2 separate regions of the Homo sapiens genome follow, and region 2 is linked to region 1. Evidence: chromatin contacts called from ENCODE Hi-C or POLR2A ChIA-PET data. All regions are on one chromosome and are shown on one strand. The core of a region is the stretch at or near the end of the contact, and the rest is flanking DNA. Distances in the headings are between cores, read along the strand shown.

The links. A loop is a pair of places that touch in the nucleus more often than their neighbours do. ChIA-PET counts read pairs that join two places held with the same protein, here RNA polymerase II (POLR2A). Pooled maps may share reads with other maps.
Region 2: POLR2A ChIA-PET joins it to region 1 with 11 read pairs in activated T-cell. The contact joins two enhancer-like sites. A Hi-C loop is called at or near these places in 7 of 50 pooled maps. POLR2A ChIA-PET finds 5 or more read pairs at or near these places in 8 of 52 experiments (BJ, H1, HCT116 and 5 more).

What each region holds. Positions count from the first base shown.
Region 1 is chr20:47,299,624-47,307,141 of GRCh38, reverse strand. The region is part of intron 3 of ZMYND8 (zinc finger MYND-type containing 8); the gene reads left to right. Among named protein-coding and RNA genes, the nearest start is that of ZMYND8, 53 kb to the left of the region's middle. Within about 2 kb of position 2,706, at least 5 of the 41 ENCODE cell types and tissues checked have a DNase peak (open chromatin) inside an H3K27ac peak, as active enhancers do.
Region 2 is chr20:47,485,677-47,492,988 of GRCh38, reverse strand. It overlaps the pseudogene RNU6-563P. Among named protein-coding and RNA genes, the nearest start is that of NCOA3, 13 kb to the left of the region's middle. RefSeq lists silencers at 5,015-5,074, 5,095-5,144 and enhancers at 5,355-5,404, 5,435-5,764, 6,365-6,434. Within about 2 kb of position 5,193, at least 9 of the 41 ENCODE cell types and tissues checked have a DNase peak (open chromatin) inside an H3K27ac peak, as active enhancers do.

The sequences.
Region 1 (7,518 bases), core at 1,457-3,956:
GGCACTAATCCCATTCATGAGGGCAGGGCCCTGATCACCTCTCAGGGCCCCACTTCTCTAATGCCATCACCTTGGGGTTAGAACATCAACATAGAAATTTGGGAGGTACACAAGCATTCAGACCATAGCACTCAGCAAAATCTAGCAACCAGCTGGAGCTGAGTCAAGCCTGCCCCTTTAGACACAGGCCTGTGCTTGCTTGTTTGCCACACTGCCCACCATTCCCTGTTGTCTCATACTCAGCCTGCTCTGCTCATTTCATCCACCTCTGAATTTCTTTCCATGTCCATGTTCTTTTGACTTTGGCATATGTGAAGATTCTCCACTGTCGTCTTCTTTTTCTTCACTTTAGTTTCTCTTCTTTGTTCCATTGTTCCAGAAAGAAAGCTATTCTCACCTCATAAAGAGCAAATAGGCTGGGCTCAGGACTGTAATCCCAGCTACTTGGGAGGTTGAGGCAAGAGACTCTCTTGAACCCGGGAGGCAGCGGTTGCAGTGAGCTGAGATCGTGTCACCACACTGCAGCCTGAGCGACAGAGTGAGACTCTGTCTCAAAAAAAAAAAAAAAGGCAAATAATCCATATATTTCCATTTTTGGTAGAGATGTTTTATTACCATGTGAAAATATGGGATGAGTTTTAAGTTTGGTCCCTATTCCACCCATTTATCATATATTAGGAATTCATTTTAGGGAAGTTTATTTTTATTTGTATTTTTATTTTTTGAGACAGGGTCTCACTCTGCTGCCCAGGCTGGAGTGCAGTGACATGATCACAGCTTACTGCAACCTCAACCTCCCCGGCTCTGCAGGCTCGACCTCCCCGGCTCAAGCAATTCTCTTCCCTCAGCCTCCCAAGTAGCTGGGACTATCGGCACATGTCAGCACACCCGGCTAGTTTTTTTTATTTTGTTATAGAGATGGGGGTCTCACTTTCTTTCTTGCCCTGGTTGGTCTCGAACTCCTGGGCTGAAGTGATTCTCCTGCTTCAACCTCCCAAAGTGTTGGGATTACAGGCATGAACCACTGCGCCGAGCCAAAAGTTTAAAGAGCTTTAAAACACATTTTATTTTCAGGGTTTAAAAGCATCCTAAGGTTTACCATGCATTTTTAAAAGACCTTTGGTCCAGTGTTTTCACCCCTTAGGAAGGTTTGAGAATGCCTGGGAAGATGCTCTCGGCGTTTTGTGGAGGAGGGTCAGGTTGCTAAATGGATGTCCTGTAGTATATGGGGCAAGAAATGCCTTGCCCCAAATGACGTCAGGGTCTTTACAGATAAATACCACTCTGCTCTTTAGTTCTGACACATTTGAGTTCAAACATCCTGTTGGGAGGTGTTTTGGTTTTTTTCCCTTGCATTAAAGGATTGAGAAATAACGTGCCAGCAGATTTGTACAGAATGGCCTTAGGTGCATCTTTGATCAAATATAGCAAAGAAATGATGGGGCCCCTCTTCACCTTCTCTGAGGACAGGGTGTCTGCATATCATGAATGAGTGGCTAGTACTTATTTTCTTGGGCCCACATGTTGCCCTAAAAACTGGGACACTTGAAGTCTTTTTTTGCTTGCTTTTTTTTTTTTTTGAAAGAAACAAGGCTTTGCAGGCCCAGGCCTGGTGGCTCATGCCTGTAATCCTAGCACTTTGGGAGGCTAAGGTGGGCAGATCACCTGAGGCCAGGAGTTCGAGACCAACCTGGGCAACATGGTGAAACCTCATCTCTACTAAAAATAGAAAAATTAGCCAGGCATGGTGGTGCGCACCTGTAATCCCAGCTGCTCGGGAGGCTGAGACATGAGAATCGCTTCAACCTCGGAGGTTGTAGTGAACCAATATCGCACCACTGCACTCCAGCCTGGGTGACAGAGCGAGACTCTGTCTCAGAAAAAAGAAAAAAAAAAAAGAGGCAGGGCTTTGCTCTGTTGTCCAGGCTGGAGTACAGTGGTGTCATTGTGGCTTACTACAGCCTTGACCTCCTGGGCTCAAGTGATCCTCCCACCTCAGCCTCCCAAGTAGCTGGGTCTACAGCTGTTCCCCAACATGCCTGGCTAATTTTTTTTTTTTAACTTTTTGTAGAGATAGGGTCTTGCTGCCCAGGCTGGTCGCGGACTCCTGGGCTCAAGCTGTTCTCCCACCTCATTCTCCCAAATTGGTGGGATTAGAGGTGTGAACCACTGCACTAGGCCCACAGAAGTCTTTTGTTGGGCTGAGACAGTGTATTAACAGTTGAGATAGTTCAGGGGAGTGCAGGGATTGCCAGTTTCTCCCCAAGGTCAGGCAACACTAGGAGTTTGTGTCTGCCCAACTCCTTGGATCACTGGAGCTGAGTGGGGGCTGCCTCTGTAAGATGGGTCTGAGCTCTGCCCAGCCCTGCTGTCTCCCCCACTGCGAGGTTGAATGCCAGTGCATCCTCACACTCCAGGGCTAGGTGGTTCTTTCTTACATACTTCACAGTATTCATGCTTTTACCAGATGTAGGAGAATGATAGCTGAAGCTATGGTTTTTTTCACTCAGGTATGGTCCCTGTGTGGCCTCTGTAGGAACTGGAGTCTATGGTCCTCATCGTCCACACATGGACCTTGTGTTTACACACAGCCAGAGCACCCATACTCTGGTTTATGTAGACCAGGTGTCTGCAACTACAGCCTGTGGGCTAGATGCTGCCTGAAGCCTGTGTTTATAGAGTTTTATTGGCACACAGCTACAGTCATTCATTTATGTACTGTCTGTGTGTGCTTTTGCCCTACAGTGGCCAAATTGAGTATTTGCGATAGAGGCCTTATGGCCTGCAAAGCCTCAAGTATTTACTATCCTTATAGAAGCCTTTATAGGAAAAGTTTGCCGGTTCCTGGTATCATTGAAGGTATTCCAGAAGCAAATAGACAGGGCCTTTTCTACTTTCTTGTTAGCCAGCCTATGGAAGCAGGGAAATAAGAACATTTTCTCTTCTGCAGTATCCCTTAATAACCTGCAAATATTCCATGATAACACAGGTTGCAACCTGTTTCCCTAGTTATCAAACTGGTAACACACATTATACATGTAGGGGAGAAAAATCATATCTCAGAAATGATTTGCTTTCCCTTTTTAAAATGTTCCATATTTGTTATCAGATTATTTTTATGGAACAGGAAACACTTACAAGCAGCAGATAAGGAAAATATCTGATTGATAAGGAGATTAACCAGGCATCTAGCTCTCAGCAACTGCTGCTGTTTCAGGAAAGGAGAAAATCTTCTGAAAAGAGTACAGAGCAGCCAGGCAGTCCTCGGGATCCTCCTAGGGGCAGCCAGCCCCAGCCAGGAGGTGGTGGGGTTGGGAGGGGAGCACCAGGAGAAACTTAATTTTGGAGGATCAGTACCTCGGCTACTATCAGACAGAGAGGATTTGAGTTGCTGGTTAGGGAGATGTACAGTCATATTTGATTCTTCCAGCTTCTTTTTTTTTTTTGAGACAGAGTCTTGCTCTGTTACACAGGCTGGAGTGCAGTGGTGTGATCTTGGCTCACCGCAACCTCCACCTCCCGGGTTCAAGCACTTCTTCCTGCCTCAACCTCCTGAGTAGCTGGACAGGCGCCCACCTATAGTTTTAGTAGAGACGGGGTTTCGCCATGTTGGCCAGGCTGGTCTTGAACTCCTGACCTGAGGTGATCCACCTGCCTTGGCCTCCCAAAGTGCTGGGATTACAGGCGTGAGCCACTGTGCCCAGCTGATTCTTCTAGCTTCTTAACAACTCTTCCTATTGTATTATTAACTTACTGAAAAGAAGTCAGATACTGAAAATACGGCTGACTGTTATCTTTCAAAAACCACAGTAGCATCCTAGAAGACCTCACTCGGGGTAGAAATAGTTCTGAAAAAAAAGAAAAAGAAGGGAAATAGTTCTGCTTGCTTGGTATGTATAGCTTATCTTTCAACAGGAGTTCCCCGCCCTCTCTTCCCCTTCCTGCTGCTCCTCACCCATCTCCTCTTTAGCACCCCCATACCCCTACAATAAATTCGAAGCAACCATTTTCCTAGGCAGAGAGCAGACCCTCTACATTAGTGGTTCTCAGCTAGGGACAGTTTTGACCTCCAAGGGACGTTGGGCAAAGTCTGGAGACGTTTTTGGTTGTCCTAATTACGTGTGTGAGGGTGTTAGAGTATTACTGGAATCTAGCCAGGTATGCTTCTACCTGCCCTGCAATGCACAGGACGTCTCCCACAACAAATACTTTTCTGGCCCCCAGTGTCACCAGTACCAAGATTGAGAGCCTGTGCCCTGGATGCTGTCCCCTTCTGTCAGGTTTTTAGTAGTCATCTTATTTTTCAGATGTTTTTTCCCCTCTAGCTTTGTGCACTAATCTGAACTTAGTTTGCATTGCAGATAATGTTCTCTGAGGGGGTCTCTAAGTCAACACACACTCTCCTGGATTCAACGTTGTCTTATGAGGGCTATAGGGAAGAGAGAGTGTGCTGGGAGACCCAGGTTTGAGTCTTTGCTCTGGGCTCCAAGGTCAGATAAATATCTTTAACCAAGTAACCAAGTTTTTCTACACATCAAGTAAGACTAGTATGGGTTGAGTATTCCTTATTCATCTTGGGACCAGAAGTGTTTTTTTTTATTTTTTAATTTGGAATATTTGCATATACATAGTGAGATATCTCGGGGATGGGACCCAAGCCTAAACACATAGATATATATTTTTTTGAGATGATGTCTCGCTCTTTCGCTCAGGCTGGAGTGCAGTGGTGTAATCTTGGCTCACTGCAACCTGAGTTGAAGCGATTCTCCTGCCTCAGCCTCCTGAGTAGCAGGCATGTGCCACCATGCCCAGCTAATTTTTATATTTTTTGTAGAGATGGAGTTTCACCATGTTGCCTAGGCTGGTCTGGAACTCCTGATCTCAGGTGATCCACCCACCTCGGCCTCCCAAAGTGCTGACATTACAGGCGTGCCACCACGCCTGGCCTAAACATAAAATTCATTTATGTTTCATACATACTGTATTAGTTTGTTTGTTCTCATGCTGCTAATGAAGACATACCCGAGACTGGGTAATGTATAAAGGAAAGCAGTTTAATTGACTCACAGTTCAGCATGGCTGGGGAGGCCTCAGGAAACTTACAATCAAGGTGGGGAGGGGAAGCAAACACGTCCTTCACATGGCTGCTTCGAGGAGAAGTGCAGAGCAAAGAGGAGGAAAAGCTCCTTATAAAACCATCAGATCTTGTGAGAACTTACTATCACCAGAACATCATGGAGGTAACTACTTCCATGATTCAATTACCTCCCACTGGGTCCCTCCCATGACACATGGGGATTATGGGAATTACAATTCAAGATGAGATTTGGGTGGGGACACAGCCAAACCATATCACATACCTTATACACATAGCCTGAAGGTAATTTTATACAATATTTTAAATAATATATGTGACTCATCACAAGAGATCACTTGTGGCTTCATGTTAGTGCTCAAAAACTTAAGGATTTTGGAGCATTTTTGATTTCTGATTTTCTCATTAGGGAGTGCTCTTAGTACCTTTCTGGGTGGTTGTCAGGATAAAATGAAGATGGTGTGTGCAATGGCATGCTGAAAATGTAACATGAAAAAAATATTGTAGCAGTGATATTCCCTGGAAACCAAGTAGAGCTCTATCTTAAAAGTTGGTCTGACACAGGGAAATAACTGGGCTAAAGAATTATGCAGCTGGGAGCAGTGGCCAACACCTGTAATCCCAGCACTTTGGGAGGCAGAGACGGACAGATCACCTGAGGTCAGGAGTTCGAGACCATCCTGGCCAACATGGTGAAATCCTGTCTCTACTAAAAATACAAAAAATTACCTGGGCGTGGTGGTGGGTGCCTGTTATCCCAGTTACTCAGGAGGCTGAGGCAGGAGAATCGCTTGAACCTGGGAGGCAGAGGTTGCAGTGAGCCGAGATCACGCCATTGCACTCTATCCTGGGCAACAAGAGCGGAACACCATCTCAAAAAAAAAAAAAAAAGAATTATGCAATCACATTTATAAGTATTAGCTACTTACTTTGCAGAAATGAGAATAGAGAGGCTTAGAAACATTGGTTTACAAAGGTCTACTAAGCAAGCATCTACAAGGCTCTTCATCAAGGATTGTGGAAATACCAGGCATTTGGGAACAGTAAAACCTCTTAATACCAGCCTGGGTAACATGGTGAAACCCTGTCTCTACAAAAAAAACAAAACAAAACACACACACACACACACACACACACACACACACACACACACACACACACAAAATTAGTTGTGCATGGTGGCGCTCACCTGTAGTCCCAGCTACTTGGGAGGCTGAGGCTGGAGGATTGCTGGAGCCTCAGAGGTGGAGGTTGCAGTGAGGTGAGATCTTGCCACTGTACTCCAGCCTGGGCGACAGAGCAAGACCCTGTCTCAAATACTAAACAAAACCTCATAATAAAAGCTGGGAACAAGATATGGGTGCCTGCCTTCTTGGCAACTCTTGCACATTATTTTGGAGGTCCTAGCCATTAAAAAGAAAAGTCGTGTTAAAGTATATGATAGGAAAAGACAAAACTGATGTTACTTAGAGTAATATGATTTTCAGTCAATAAACTATTGGAACTGTCTATATATGAGGTCTGTATTAGAAATCTGACAGCATTTCTGTCTATCAATGATAACCGTTTAGTAAATCCCCATTCGTAGTATCATCAAAAAGTATGCAGGATCTCACCAACGTAGAAGATATTTGTGGAGGAAACCATCATGTTTTACTGAAGGACAGAAAAGAAACATGTTATACAGTGAGATTTATTCGAGGGTAGGGAATATGGTTGTGGCTAAACTATTCTCTGTGGTTTTATTGCCAGGGAATTGAGGCTCAAAGTGGGTTGAGTCACTTTCTTAAGGTCACATAGCTAGTTACCAGGTCTTTTTGAATCTTCCCACAGGACTTACATGTGTACTTCCTAAATAGGATTTCGTATTTGTTTCTGATAGACATTTTCATTATGAGTTTCTCCTGAGTGAGTTTTTGTGTTCAAGTGTGGCTTTGCTGGATTCCATAATATACCATAATATTCCATAATATACCAGGAAGAGGTCGACCTCCCATGAGTTGGCCACCCATCTCATCTTTCTGCCATTGCTGATGTCAAATAAGAGATATGTCTCCCTAGCAAAAACAAGGACCTACCATGCTCAAGAATTATGGCTTTAGGAAGCCTCTTGTTGGCTCATAAATGCTTTATGTATTGGGGGTAAACTTAAAAATTAGATAACTGGCCGGGTGCAGTGGCTCACGCCTGTAATCCCAGCACTTTGGGAGGCCGAGGTGGGCAGATCACGAGGTCAGGAGATTGAGACCAGCCTGGCTAACATGGTGAAACCCCATCTCTACTAAAAATACGAAAATTAGCCGGGCATGGTGGCACACGCCTGTAGTCCCAGCTACTCAGGAGGCTGAGGCAGGAGAATGGCTTGAACCCGGGAGGCAGAGGTTGCAGTGGAGCCAAGATTGTGCCACTGCACTCTAGCCTGG
Region 2 (7,312 bases), core at 3,944-6,443, 180 kb before region 1:
TCCAGTTTTGGGGTTTTTTTTGGTTTTTGTTTGTTTGTTTGTTTGTTTTTGAGACAGAGTTTCGCTCTTGTTGCCCAGGCTGGAGTGCAATGGCACAATCTCGGCTCACTGCAACCTCTGCCTCCCGGGTTCGAGCCATTCTCCTGCCTCAGCCTCCCAAGTAGCTGGGATTACAGGTGCCCACCACCAGGCCCAGCTAATTTTTTGTATTTTTAATGGAGATGGGATTTCGCCGTGTTGGCCAGGCTGGTCTTGAAATCCTGACCTCAGGTTATCCGCCTGCCTCAGCCTCCCAAAGTGCTGGGATTACAGGCGTGAGCCACCGTGCCTGACCCCAGTTTTTTGTTTTGTTTTGTTTTGTTTTTTAAGTGTTAACCACAATGTAGAGAAATTGAACCATTTGTACACTGTTGGTGGGACTGTAAAATGGTACTCCATTTCGCAAAATTGGTGGGCAGTTCTCCAAAGTGTTAAACAAAGAATTGCCATATGACCCATCAATTATACCCCTAAGTATATACCCAAGTGAATTGAAAACATATGTCCATGCAAAATCTTGTACAGTAACATCCTTAACAGGTTTGCCATGTAATTGATTGATAATAGCCACAGGGTTTTAACTTTTATGTTTTTAAAGCTAGAATCTTAACTTACCTTATACATTCACCCCTGGCATAGAACTGTTTGCATGCCCCAACATCTCTACTCCTTCCATGTTCCTACTCTGTAAGTACTAAATCACTGGAAGAGGGTTTATCCTCTCAAATAAGCTTACTGCCATCACTTTAAAACTCATTTTCTTTTTTTTTTTTTTTTTGACAGTTTTGCTCTTGTCGCGCAGGGTGGCGTGCCATGGCATGGTCTTGGCTCACTGCAACCTCTGTCTCCCAGGTTCAAGCAATTCTCCTGCCTCAGCCTCCTAAGCAGCTGGAATTACAGGCACCCACCACCATGTCCGGCTAATTTTTGTATTTTTAGTAGAGACGGGGTTCCACCATGTTATCTAGGCTGGTCTTGAACTCCTGATCTCAGGTGATCTGCCCGCCTCAGCCTCCCTAGGTGCTGAGATCACAGGCATGAGCCACCACACCTGGTCCCCAAATTCATTTTTTAAAAAAGGAAGTGTTTTACTCCAGGGCTGGAGTCAGCCAACCTTTATATGATGGGATACCAAGAGTCAGCCAAACTATATATGTTGGAATATCATGTAGTCAATGAAACATTATGAAGCTGTTTAACACTCAGCAGTTAAAAAAGATCTCCCAGATACTTCACTTTTAAAAAAAGTTGTGGATACATTGTAGGTGTATATATCAATGGAGTACATAGGATGTTTTGTTACAGTTTTGCAATGTGAAATAAGCACATCACAGAGAATGGGGTTCAGACACTTTTAAGTTAAAAAAAAAAGGTAAAGCAGTATGTATAATAGGCCTTTTTTTGTGTTACAAATATGTATATATATAGGCCAGACGTGGTGGCTCACGCCTGTAATCCCAGCACTTTGGGAGGCCAAGGTGGGCGGATCACCTGAGGCCAGGAGTTCGAGACCAGCCTGACCAATATGATGAAACCCCATCTTTACTAAAAAAATACAAAAATTAGCCGGCCATCTTAAAAAAAAAAAAAAAACCTACAAAAATTAGCCGGGCATGGCGGCGTGCACCTGTAATCCCAGCCACTCTGGAGGCTAAGGCAGGAAAATTGCTTAAACCCAGGAGGCAGATGTTGCAGTGAGCTGAGATCGCACCATTGCACTCCAGCCTGGGCAACAAGAGTGAAACTCCATCTCAAAAAAAGAGAAAGAAATACAAGTGTCAATACTGAATCACAATGTGAAATATGTTTGTTGCTGTTCTGCGATTCAGCCAAAGGCTTGAAGACACTGAGCTAGGAGGATGAATTTTTGGCCCCCACATTCTTTTTCATGACCTCAAACATATGGGCCAGGCTTGGTATATAGATCTGAGATCCCAATTCCTCTTAAGGGTAAAGTCAAGAGAGAAGTACTGCCAGTGGAAAGGCCATGGCTTCTGAGGTGGCCTTTTTGAGGAACTGACTTAACCCTTGCCTTTTTCTAGAGACAGATAAATGTGAGGTGTTGCCATTCTTCAGCAAATATTTTCCCAGCTTGGCTTAGGAGCTATTCTTACATTTTCTCTTTTTTTTTTTTTTTTTTTTGAGACGGAGTTTTGCTCTTGTTGTCCAGGCTGGAGTGCAATGACATGATCTCGGCTCACCACAACCTCTGCCTCCCGGGTTCAAGCGATTCTCCCGCCTCAGCCTCCCGAGTAACTGGGATTACAGGCGTCCACCACCACGCCTGGCTAATTTTGTATTTTTAGTAGAGACAGGGTTTCTCCATGTTGGTCAGGCTGGGCTCGAACTCCCGATCTCAGGTGATCCACCCGCCTCAGCCTCCCAAAGTGCTGGGATTACAGGAGTGAACCACCACTCCGGGCCCATTTTCTTTTTCTTTTTCTTTTTTTTTTTTTGAGACAGAGTCTTGCTCTGTCACCTAGGTTGGAGTGCAGTGTTACGAGATCTCAGCTCACCGTAACCTCCATCTCCCAGGTTAAGTGATTCTCATGCCTCAGCCTCCCGAGTAGCTGGGATTAAAGGCGTGTGCCAGCATACATGGCTAATTTTTGTTTCACCATGTTTGCCAGGCTGGTATGGAACTCCTGACCTCAGGTGATCTGCCTGCCTCAGCCTCCCAAAATGCTGGGATTACAAGCATGAGCCACTGTACCCAGACAATATTTTCTTTCCTTTCCTCCTCTCTTCCTCTTTCCTTTCTTTTTTCCTCCTTCCTTTTATTTTATTTTATTTTTTTTTTTTTTGAGACAGAGTCTCGCTCTGTCACCCAGGCTGGAGTACAATGGTGCAATCTTGGCTCACTACAACCTCCACCTCCTGGGCTCAAGCGATTCTCCTGCCTCAGCCTCCCGAGTAACTGGGATTACAGGCACATGCCACCACACCCAGCTAATTTTTGTATTTTTAGTAGAGACGGGGTTTCACCATGTTGCCCAGGCTGGTCTTGAACTCCTGACCTCAGGTGATCCACCCGCCTCGGCCTCCCAAAGTACTGGGATTACAGGCGTGAGCCACCGCACCCTGCCCTTATTTTTTATTTTATTAGAGACAAGGTCTCGCTCTGTCACCCACGCTGGAGTACAGTGGTACAGTCATAGCTCACCGCAGCTCAAACTATTCCACTGCTTCTCAGGCTCCTGAGTAGCTGAGACTACAGGCGCATACCACCACACCCAGCTAATTTTTAAAATTTTTTTGTAGAGACAAGGTCTCACTATGTTGCTCAGGCTGGTCTTGAACTCTTGGCCTCAAGTGATCCTTCCGCCTTGGCCTCCCAAACTGCTGCTTGCACTTTGATTACAGGCGTCAGCCACTGCGCCCAGCCTCTTCATTTATTTTTAACTTCTACAAAGGAAATGCGATGTAAGTCCCTCAGCCACCCACTTCCTCTTCCAGAGGAGCCACCATTGCCAATTTCTTAGGTATTATTTAAGAGATGCATTTACAAATAAACACACACACACACACACACGTATTTATATATATTCTTTTTTTTTTTTTTCTGAGATGGAGTCTCCCTCTGTCACGCAGGCTGGAGTGCAGTGGCGTGATCTCTGCTCACTGTAACCTCCACCTCCCGGGTTCAAGCAATTCTCCTGACTCAACCTCCCAAGTAGCTGGGATTACAGGCGTGCACCACCACGCCCAGCTAATTTTTTTAATTTTCAGTAGAGCCGGGGTTTCACCATGTTGGCCAGGCTGGTCTTGAACTCCTAACCTCAAGTGATCCGCCTGCCTTGGCCTCCCAAAGTGTTGGGATTACAGGCGTGAGCCACCGCATCTGGTCTATATATATATACATTTTTGTAACACAAAATAAGGCCTATTATACACACTGCTTTATCTCTTTTTTTTTTTTTAACTTAAAGTATCTGGACCCCATTCTCCATGATGTGCTTATTTCACATTGCATGCCTGTAACAAGACATCCTGTATACCCCATTGATATATACACCTACAATGTATCCACAACTTCTTTTAAAAGTAAAGTATCTGGGAGATCTTTTTTAACTGTTGAATGTTAAGCAGCTTCATAATGTTTCACTGGCTACATGGTATCCCATCATATAGAGTTTCGGGGGCATTTAAAGGTTGGCTGACTCCAGCCCTGGAATAAAACACTTCCTTTTTTAAAAAATGAATTCGGGGACCAGGTGCGGTGGCTCACACCTGTAATCCCAGAACTTAGGGAGGCCGAGGCGGGCGGATCACCTGAGGTCAAGAGTTCGAGACCAGCCTGGCCAACATGGTGGAACCCCGTATCTACTAAAAATATAAAAATTAGCCAGGCGTGGTGGCGGGTGCCTGTAATTCCAGCTGCTTAGGAGGCTGAGGCAGGAGAATTGCTTGAACCCAGGAGGCAGAGGTTGCAGTGAGCCAAGACCGTGCCATTGCACTCCAGCCTGGGCAACAAGAACAGTGAAACTCCGTCTCAAAAAAAAAAAAAAAAAAGTAAAGAAAAGAAATAGTGTTTTAAAGTGATGACAGTAAGCTTATTTGAGAGGACAAACCCTCTATCAATGATTTAGTACTTACAGAGTAGGAACATGGAAGGAGTAGCCATGTTGGGGCATGCAAACAGTATCTATGCCAGAGGTGAATGTATAAGGCAAGTTAAGATTCTAGCTTTAAAAAAAATAAAAATTTGCCAGGCGTGGTGGCTTACGCCTGTAATCCCAGCACTTTGTGAGGCCGAGGTGGGCGGATCACCTGAGGTCAGGAGTTCAAGACCAGCCTGACCAACATGGAGAAAACCCGTCTCTACTAAAAATACAAAATTAGCCAGGGTGGTGGTGCATGCCTGTAATCCCAGCTACTCGGGAGGCTGAGGCAGGAGAATCACTTGAACCTGGGAGGCAGAGGTTGCAGTGAGCCGAGATCGCGCCATTGCACACCAGCCTGGGCAAAAAGAGCAAAACTCCATCTCAAAAAAAAAAATATTTTAAACCTTCTGGCTATTATCAATCAACTACATTGCAAACCTGTTAAGGATGTTACTGTACATGTCAGTCATGATGTCTGCCCCACTTACCCACAGACCCTTCTAAAGACAGAGCAGAAGTCACCTTCTTTGGTACCATGTGACTGGCAACTTCTGCTCACACCACAGCTGATTGTGTCAGACATGGGCATCAGCCCCAGGGGCAGCCAATGCATGGGCAGGGCAAGTGATTTATGAGATAGCTGGACCCAGAATATCTGGCCCAACAGGAACCAGGTTGACCTGTGAGATTGCCACCTGGGATGCATTTAAATTAGAAACTCCAGAGTAAATCAACTTGTTAAGAAAAGGATTTGAAGCTGAAGGTATAAAAGATATATGAGACAGGAGGGAGTAGGGTGGGAAATGAAAGAACAGAAACTGAATATTCAGAGCTAGGGGGTAGAGAAAAGAAACTAAAAAAAGCGCAAAGGTGGTCAGTTTCCAGCAATACAGCAGATTAGATAGCCTGAAACACTCAACCCCACCCGCAAAAACATCTGGAAATTCTGAGTAAAAGATAACAAGTACTCTTTTAAATGAATCACAGGGTTCACAGGAAAGAAAGGGAAATCCCCCATGTCAAAAAACAAAAATGGAACTGAAACCCAACCGGTAGTGTGAACTGATAGATACTATGCCAGAGGAGGAGGTGTCACGGGTCTCAGAAAGCAAAGACCTCCTAATGCAATGCAAATACAAGGGCAGGAAATCAGGCCTTGGGGCTCATGTAATCCAAAATTACAATATAGAAATCATCCTCCTGGAGCTAGGAGTCAACCCAGCAAGCAAAGGCGTACTTTCAGATAATAGCATGTTTGCACAAAAACCATCGAAAGATGAGCTAATAATTATTAAAGACACAAAAGAAGGTACCAAAATATGCAAACAGAATAATATCATAAAAAACAAAAAAAAACAAAAAACAAGCAGGTTTGATAAAGAACCTGGCTCAGGCCTGTAATCCCAGCACTTTGGGAGGCCGAGGTGGGCAGATCACGAGGTCAGGAGATCAAGACCATCCTGGTTAACACGGTGAAACCCCCGTCTCCACTAAAAATACAAAAAAATTAGCTGGGCATGGTAGCAGGCACCTGTAGTTCCAGCTACTCGGGAGGCTGAGGCAGGAGAATGGCGTGAACCCCAGAAGCGGAGCTTGCAGTGAGCCGAGATCGCGCCACGGCACTCCAGCCAAGGGACAGAGCGAGACTCCATCTCAAAATAAATGAATAAATACATAAATAAAATAAAAACTAATTTCTGGCCGGGCACGGTGGCTCACGCCTGTAATCCTAGCACTTTGGGAGGCCGAGGCAGGTGGATTGCCTGAGCTCAGGAGTTCGAGACCAGCCTGGGCAACAACGGTGAAACCCCGTCTCTACTAAAATACAAAAAATTAGCCAGGCGTGGCAGCATGCGCCTGTAGTCCCAGCTACTCAGGAGGCTGAGGCAGGAGAATTGCTTGAACCCGGGAAGCAGAGGTTACAGTGAGCCGAGATCACACCACTGCACTCCAGCCTGGGCAACAGAGTGAGACTCCGTCTCTAAAAAAAAAAAACTAATTTCTTTCTCTTTTTTTCTTATTTATTATTACTTTTTTTTTTCTAGAGACATGGTCTTACTCTGTAGCCTAGTCTGGAGTGCAGTGGTGCAATCATAGTTCACTGCAACCTCAAATTCTTGGGTTCAAGGGACCCTCCAGCCTCAGCCTCTTGAGTAGCTGGGACTATAGGCATGTGTCACCATGCCTGGCTCAGGACTCATTTATTGAATGACACTGTATACCAGACCTGTCCCAAGCACATGCCAATGCAGTTCCTATTATGAAAGCTTACAGTCCAGACTTGACAAATTCCCAAATGACTACCCTGGAAAATTTCAACCCCCATACTGGGCCTCAGTTTCTACGTTTGTGAAATGAGCAATTTAAACTCAATGTTTCCCCTAGTGTAGATGAGATTATTTTTGGTAAAATATTCGGGCACCATTAAAAAGCACTGTGGAAAGGAATCTCTCTTTCATTTTTTTTTTAAGTAGAGATGGGGGGGTCTCACGATGTTGCCCAGGCTGGTCTCAAACTCCTGGCCTCAAGTGATCCTCCCATCCCAGCCTCCCAAAGTGCTGGGATTAGAGCCGTGAGCTACCACACCCAGCCAGTCACCCCTTTTCCTTTCTTTCTTTTCTCTTCTTTCTTTCTTTCTTTTTCTTTCTGTCTTTCTCTCTCTCTCTCTC